Regions from separate parts of the Homo sapiens genome. Here regions 2 and 3 are each linked to region 1. A link is a loop called in an ENCODE intact Hi-C map of the cell type or tissue named here. Cell type or tissue: IMR-90. All regions are shown on one strand.

The links. Peaks named below come from ENCODE experiments on the same cell type or tissue, not always from the same donor. Only the 100,000 strongest peaks of a DNase experiment are listed, where the experiment ranks them.
Region 2: a loop joins it to region 1, with 4 times the contacts of the local background. A loop is called at or near these places in 4 of 110 quality-filtered maps.
Region 3: a loop joins it to region 1, with 5 times the contacts of the local background. A loop is called at or near these places in 2 of 110 quality-filtered maps.

What each region holds. Positions count from the first base shown.
Region 1 is chr11:27,933,033-27,935,532 of GRCh38, reverse strand. No RefSeq gene overlaps it. Among named protein-coding and RNA genes, the nearest start is that of MIR610, 120 kb to the left of the region's middle. RefSeq lists enhancers at 260-1,459, 1,134-1,635 and a silencer at 1,217-1,511. In IMR-90, no CTCF peak of the experiment used is centred here; DNase peaks (open chromatin) are centred at 562 and 1,182; H3K4me3 peaks cover 362 bases; H3K27ac peaks cover 1,860 bases.
Region 2 is chr11:27,722,752-27,725,251 of GRCh38, reverse strand. All of the region lies in intron 1 of LOC124902652 (a long non-coding RNA gene), which reads right to left. Among named protein-coding and RNA genes, the nearest start is that of BDNF, 24 kb to the right of the region's middle. In IMR-90, CTCF peaks have their summits at 1,369 (motif pointing left) and 2,011; no DNase peak of the experiment used is centred here; H3K4me3 peaks cover 637 bases; H3K27ac peaks cover 631 bases.
Region 3 is chr11:28,085,272-28,087,771 of GRCh38, reverse strand. All of the region lies in intron 6 of KIF18A (kinesin family member 18A), which reads left to right. Among named protein-coding and RNA genes, the nearest start is that of KIF18A, 22 kb to the left of the region's middle. In IMR-90, no CTCF peak of the experiment used is centred here; a DNase peak (open chromatin) is centred at 971; H3K27ac peaks cover 845 bases.

The sequences.
Region 1 (2,500 bases):
TCAAAAACAAGGAAAGTCTGAGAAACTGTCACAGAAGAGCTTAGGTAAACATGACAACTAAATGTAATGTGGTAACCTGGATGAGCTCCTGACATAGAAAAAGGACATTAGGTAAAAGCTAAGGAAATCATTGGAATGAAGCATGAACTTTAGTTAATAATAAGGTAACAATAGTGGTTCATATATTATAATAAAAGTACTACACCAATGTGAACTATTAATAATAAGATAAACTGGTTATGGAGTATATGGAAACTTTCTGCACTATCTTCTCCATTTCTCTGTAAATATAAATCTGTTTAAAAACATAAAAAAGACAATTTCCTAGAATTGCCATGGGGCTTAATCAATACAAATGTTACAAATTAGTACCTTGAAGGCACAGAATGGGGGCCTAATAAACAGTAGCGATTACTATTATAATCTCATGTCTCTGTTTTCCTCATTTCCTATCTCTAGCCCATGGGGATTGGACTCAACACGCTGTAAGATCTCTTCCAGCTCGAAGATTCTGGGCCTCTGTAGCTTAAATTCCTGAGGCATGATTCGCTGAATGTGAGTCATATTCACCATCCTTCCGGCTTCTGTGGATTTGTCTCAGTGATGCCGTACCTTGCTATTTACTTTCTTCATTCTCTGGCTGTATGAGGGACTTACAATCATTCCGCAGTTTCTTTCATAAAATGATTGAGACTCAGAATGACTAGCCACACACATTCCCCACAAAAGACCTCCAAGAGTTTCCAACCAGATCCAGATTCTGACATCAGAGGGGCTTCTACTGTCCCTACCACAAGCGTCTGTGTATCTATGACTGTGATAAGGCCCCAGAGAGGACAGAGAGAGAGAGAGGGAAAGGGCCACCAAAAAGTGTTCCAAGAAAGAAAGAACTCCCCCTTCTCCTCTAACTAAACCCAGTATCCTCAGGCAGGGTTCCTATCTGTGTGTTTTAGGACTGCTTCACATCCCATCAGCTCTCTTGGAACCTAATCGTTTGCAGGGCCCCATCAGCTCTATCCAAGCAGAGAAATTACGCGCAAGCTGAAGTGTGCATGCTCTTCTGTGTGGCCCCAGAATGACTTGAGTCTACTGAATGGAATTTCATACATGTGTTGGGTGAGGTGATTTATTATAGGCGGTAATGGAAATTAATTTCACTTTGAACCCTGTGGCACCAGAAAATGCCTAAGTGCTGAGCCATTTTCTTTAAGTAGGCCGTAAAGCTGCTACTTGCTTCTGACTGGGCAGCGAAGTGGCGATGATCACTTGTAAAACAATGAGCTTGAATAGGAGGTTAATGGGCCCTGGCCGACCTCGTGCAGCCTGCAGTGCTCATCCTACCAGCCCCTGCAGTCACGGGACTCAGTCTTCCTGGCGCCACAGAAAACAGAGATGCTGGAGCAGTATTTGTATGCTAAAGCAGAGCCAAAGAAGGGGAGAGGGAAACATTCCTGGGGAGCCAATGACCGTGCTTTGACCATGAGTGTTTGGCTGAAAGTGGTGGCCTTGTCCCTAGAAGTTCCCTTAGTAGGAAGCAGAATGGCTCAGAGCTATAAATGGGCCTGAGGAGATCCTGTTTCTAAAGACGGCCTCAGTAAAGGCTCTTACTGCTTAATTTGAGATACAGAGTATTTTCCAAGACAGCTTCTGGATTCTAAGGCTTGCCATCATGGTCTTCTGATTTAAAGTTTTATAAAGGCATTTTAGTCACTATTGAAGGGCACAAAATTCAGGGACCGTTCTAAGGCCTCCAGTGAAGCCATTCCACAGAACTTGTTGTTACACCACAATTACAAATTTAGGTAGAAGATCCTTCAGGGAGACGATCCTTCTGGGAGATGGGGCTCCTCTTGTAATTCATACAAAAGCCACACATGTGCTCACAATATTGAAGGAGCTATTGCTGTGTAACGTCATGTATTAATATAAATACATATATGTAAAAATTAGTTATTGCTTATTTCCTCATTAGAATTTTTTGTTTAATACCATATTAGATTTGTTTGCTACTATAGAACTTAGATGGCTGGCACATAATAGACCTTCAATACATTTTTTTTAAATGAATGAACTATAGAAAGTATTTTAGTGACTATAAAAATGGACAGGGCACTGAACGGGTCTTTAAATAATTTCCAACTTATTAGAGAAAGGAAGCATTCATTTTATTTATTCATTTATTAATTTTTTCAACAAATACTTAATGCATGTTATACTAAGTACCAGGTGATATTCTGGGATTTAGACAATGAATGAGATCCATTCTGGGTTCCACCTAATGACTACTAAATTGGATTATCCAGCTGTAAGTCTCAGGAATCAGTATTTTCTAAATATCCCCAACCCCCAACAAACAATTATATAGAACAGCTGGTTTGAGGAGTCTCAACCCAATATCACATAGGACTGTCAGAGGTGTTTAAACCAGAGCAACTCCATCTTGAATAGAAGCTGAGTAAAGCAAGGCAAAGACCTACAGGACTGAATTCCCAAATGGTTA
Region 2 (2,500 bases), 210 kb after region 1:
CTATTAAAAGTGACTTACTGAATTTCCTTTTAGAAATAAAGACAGTGGACTTTGTCTTAAGAGGTACTCCAATTATTTCTTAGTTTTCTAAGAAAAAGGAGTTCTCTTTCATTTCTGACTTTGTAGACTCCTGCTTTGTTACCCATCTCCCACCAATTCCAAGACTACACATCTACTGAGTGAAGTTTTTGTGCCTCCTAATACTGATGAGCCTCGTATTAATTTTTGAACCTATCTTCATAAAGATGTGGGCAAAGAACAAGCTTTATAACTGTGGCATAGGTAGAAAACTGTGAATATTAAACAGCTCATCTATAAGGAGTGCAATACCCATATTTTGAAAGCAAAAATCCTTCCTTCTAGGTTGTATTAATACATTTTGCTTTAAGTTTGGTCATGTTGTTAGGTAGTGATCCTTAAGGAATAAGATTTGTTCACTATTCAGTCTGAAATGTTCTTGCCATTACTAAATATAAATGGGGTCAAATGAGCCAGAGAAGTGTGATATTCATATCACAGCTGATTGGGGTTGTATGAAAAAATAAGATAACCCCAGGAATAAGTGCTACTGAGATGAAAATTGTGACACATACAGTGCTTGGCATCTATCTTAACAAATGAAATTATGGCAATCTTTACTTACATTAGACACTGGATTTCTGCAGATGGAAAAAAATTATGTAAGTGAGTGGATGGAGATAAAAGGTTGGAGAGTTGATAGTGCACCAAGAGAAGAGAATTGTCTATCAGATCACTGAGAAATCCAAAGTGGGAATAGGTATATATAGATATATGGCAAACACCATATCTTCACCACTCTCCCTAGCTCCCTATATCAACCCTTATTATTTAGCAACTCTTGTCCATCATTTTGGTCCCTGAGTTGGAGGTTTTAGTAATGGTTCCAAGAAATAAGAGCACTGGTTAAACATATTTCTTGGGAAATATCTTCAGTACAATCATGTGTCTAAATGATTTCAAACTAATCAGTCATTCATGTTCTGAATCCTCAGGCACCTACACCAACAATTCAGGGTATCCCACTGTAAGATATAATTTTCAGAATAAAGATCCAGCAGAGGAGTAGCTGATAGTTTCTATACAGACCACAAACTGTTGACAAAAGAGTCAGAAAAATATATCACATTGATGGCAATGGGGAATAATATGTTCATATACAGTGGTCATCTCCTTATGTCTTTTCAAGATTGCAGATCTGTGCTAGTCATTGAATTTGTCAGTAGGCAAGGAAAGTTATTAACAGCATTATGGATTCCATTCTCAAAAAACCAGTTTTGTCCACAAAGCCTGTACCCCAAGACCTCTGAGAATGGTATGTACCAGCTGTCCCAGTCTTAGGGCAGCATCTGCTGGCTAATTCATGGATGGACAAAAAGTGGCAGTTTGTGGGCAATTTGAGCAGTCCTTTCATTTGGCGAGAACTGTTGTGTTGATGACTGTGAGGGTTTCTGAAATCCTTTCATAAGGACCCATCTCAGGTCTCCAGGAGCCTGGCAAATCTAGAACTACTCCTAATGAGAACCAGGAAGCTTTTGTATACAGATATTTTATCTGGAGCCTAAGATAAGCCTGTTTGACTTTGGAAACATTTCTAGAGAAGCATGAACTCAACACTAGACTTACTGCTAATAATAATAACCCAGTACCAATGGGGGCTGCAATGAACAGAGGTCCATGCACATAATTGGGAAGTAAAACTTATTTTCCATAAGGAAGGCATTTCTGGGATGGGAGAGGGAGGACCTTGAAGCAGCCACTGAATGCTTATGTTCTGTTGCTTCTAATCATCCTATCGTGTAAGTAAGATTTTTCTACATAAGCAAGCAAGAATGATATTCAAACAAAGCACTTTTGACTGGAATAAAGAAACTGGAAATTGGAAAGGGCTGGGTGGTCTGAAACTTAAGAGCTATCCACCATCTTCTGCAGCATCGCTGTGCCTCATCCCTGCAGTCAATAGCGCCACGGCCAGGGCCTGTGACGCCGTTGGTGGGCTCCCCTTGGTGGGAACTCAGAGCGAGTAAAATCATGGTGTCAGTGCCAAAACGACGAAACCTGAAATGCGTCTGGGGACTTCCCAGGGCACTAGCGCTCCTCAGAGCGACGGACATCTCCATAACAACTGGTCTACATTCATCCCTGGTTCTTCTGCTCTGCTGTGCTAGCGATGGCTGAGGGTAGGCAAAGGGCAGCTTCAGTGGAAAGATACCTTGCGTTAGCGCCTCCCTAGGCTGGGGGACGTTGCCAAAGCTCGAGTTATTGCCTATTTCCCGAGATTTCCGGAGTCGTCCCCACATCTCCCGCGGAGAGCGGCGCCCCTCCGCCCCCCCTCCCGCCTCCCCCTCTATTAGACACTCCAAGGGGGTAGTTTGTTTCATTGTGCTTTTTTTCCTCTTCTCAAAGTTCATCCTTTCGCCTCCAAGTTACTTTCCGCCAACACGTGACCTCTTCGCTTCCCAGCTTGCGCAGCCACTGGTGG
Region 3 (2,500 bases), 150 kb before region 1:
TCATTAAAAAGTCAGGAAACAACAGATGCTGGAGAGGATGTGGAGAAATAGGAACACTTTTACACTGTTGGTGGGAGTGTAAATTAGTTGAACCATTGTGGAAGACAGTGTGGCGATTCCTCAAGGATCTAGAACCAGAAATACCATTTGACCCAGCCATCCCATTACTGGGTATATACGCCCAAAGAATTATAAATCATTACTAGAAAGACACATGCACACCTATGTTTATTGCAGCACTATTCACAGTAGCAAAGACTTGAAACCAACCCAAATGCCCATCAATGATAGACTAGATAAAGAAAATGTGGCACATATACACCATGCAATACTATGCAGCCATGAAAAAGGATGAGTTCATGTCCTTTACAGGCACATGGATTAAGCTAGAAACCATCATTTTCAGCAAACTAACACAGGAACAGAAAACCAAACACTGCATAGCAGGTTCTCACTCATAAGTGGGAGTTGAACAATGAGAACACATGGACACAGGGAGGGGAACATTACACGCCAGGCAGGGCCTGTCAGGGGGTGTGGGGGCTAGGGGAGGGATAGCATTAGGAGAAATACCTAATGTAGATTACAGGTTGATGGGTGCAGCAAACCACCATGGCACATGTATACCTATGTAAGAAACCTGCACGTTCTGCACATGTATCCCAGAACTTAAAATATAATTAAAAAATTAAATTTAATTTTTTTAAAAAAGCTTTGGCTTGTTAAACTGTTCAAAATGTTACCTTTGATTTAGAATAAGTATATTAAAATAATTGGAGCAGGTTTTTTTTTTAAAAAAAGGCAAATTACTGAAATCACATGAAGATTGCAAAAGCAAGATGTCTTTTATATTCTGAGTTAAAATCTCAAACTTGTAAGCAGACAGCATGACACAGAGACGGATTTTGTAAACTTAAGCCATTCATAAGATTTTTGCCATATGAACTAATCTATAATTTTTTAATAATGACTCCTATTGAGTCATTTGTGAGTCAATGTTTAATATATGTCTTGTACATGTAAAATCACTTAAAATAGCACCAGCAGTGCATATTTCACACTGTTTGGGAAAGACTGCTATGGTGGAAGCACATTGCTACTGAGAATTGGGGGAACTAGGACCTATTTCTGGCTCTTTGAACTACTAGCTTTGTGACCCTAGTCAAATCATTTCACTTTATGCTTAGCTTCAATTTCCTGTTTTGCAATATGAAAGGTATACATTGGATAACATTAGGTTGCTTTTAGCTTAACATTGTAAAGAATCTGTTCTTATATAAACATTCTACTTTCTGGAAAATTTATTTGTTACTTCAAAATCAGAAACAAAACTTAACAAAATTTATTTGTTACTTTTACTTTTTTCTTTTTAGGTAAAAGAAAATCTTGAAGTATTAGGTTCTTTTAGAACACTATAGTGATTTCAGGAGAAATGTCTGTAACATTGTAATTATAATTTATTTCATATCGATATTAGATGGTTATTTAAGGAGAAAAGTAGCTCTAAGCCATGCAGTTATTATTCCTCTAGTATATTTGTATAGGACATCTGTTTACTTTTGTGTTTTAATTTTTTTCAATGATTGGAAATATTTTTAAATAGACATTTTCAAATAGTTTTAGATTTACAGAAAAGTTACTAAGATGATACAGATTTTGTTAAATATGCTCCACACCTGGTTTTCCCTATTGTTAATTTTTTATATTAATATGGTACATATATCACAACTAATGAACCAATATTAATGTATTATTTTATTTTGAACTAAAGTTCATACTTACTCAGATGCAGATATTTTTAAATATGATATTTGTTTCATATATTCACTGAATAATCCTGTAAGATTCTTTGTCATCACCTCAATCACCAATTATAAGTCTGGATAAAATTGGGTAGCGCTTAAGTTCTTATAGTGAAGTGTAGGGTCAAGCCCTACGGGACTTGGCAGGTGTCCTCCCCGTGTGCGGAGACGAGAGATTGTAATAAATAAAGACACAAGACAAAGAGATAAAGAGAAAACAGCTGGGCCCCAGGGGACCACTACCATCAAGACACGGAGACCGGTAGTGGCCCCGAACAGCTGGGCGCGCTGATATTTATTGCATACAAGACAAGGGGGCAGGGTAAGGAGGGTGAATCTTCTAAGTGATTGACAAGGTGAGGCAAGTCACGTGATCATAGGACAGGGGACCCTTCCCTCTTAGGTAGCCGATAACAGAGAGAGAGATGGCGCATACATCCGTGTTTTCTTCTGTGCACTTATAAGAAAGATCAAAGACTTTAAGACTTTCACTATTTCTTCTGTTGCTGTCTACTGTGAACTTCAAAGAGGAACCAGGAGTACAGGAGGAACATGAAAGTGGACAAGGAGCATGACCATTGAAGCACAGCACCACAGGGAGGGGTTTAGGCCTCCGGATGACTGCGGGCAGGCCTGGATAATATCCAGCCTTCCACAGGAAGCTGGTGGAGCAGAGTGTTCCCTGACTCCTCCAAGGA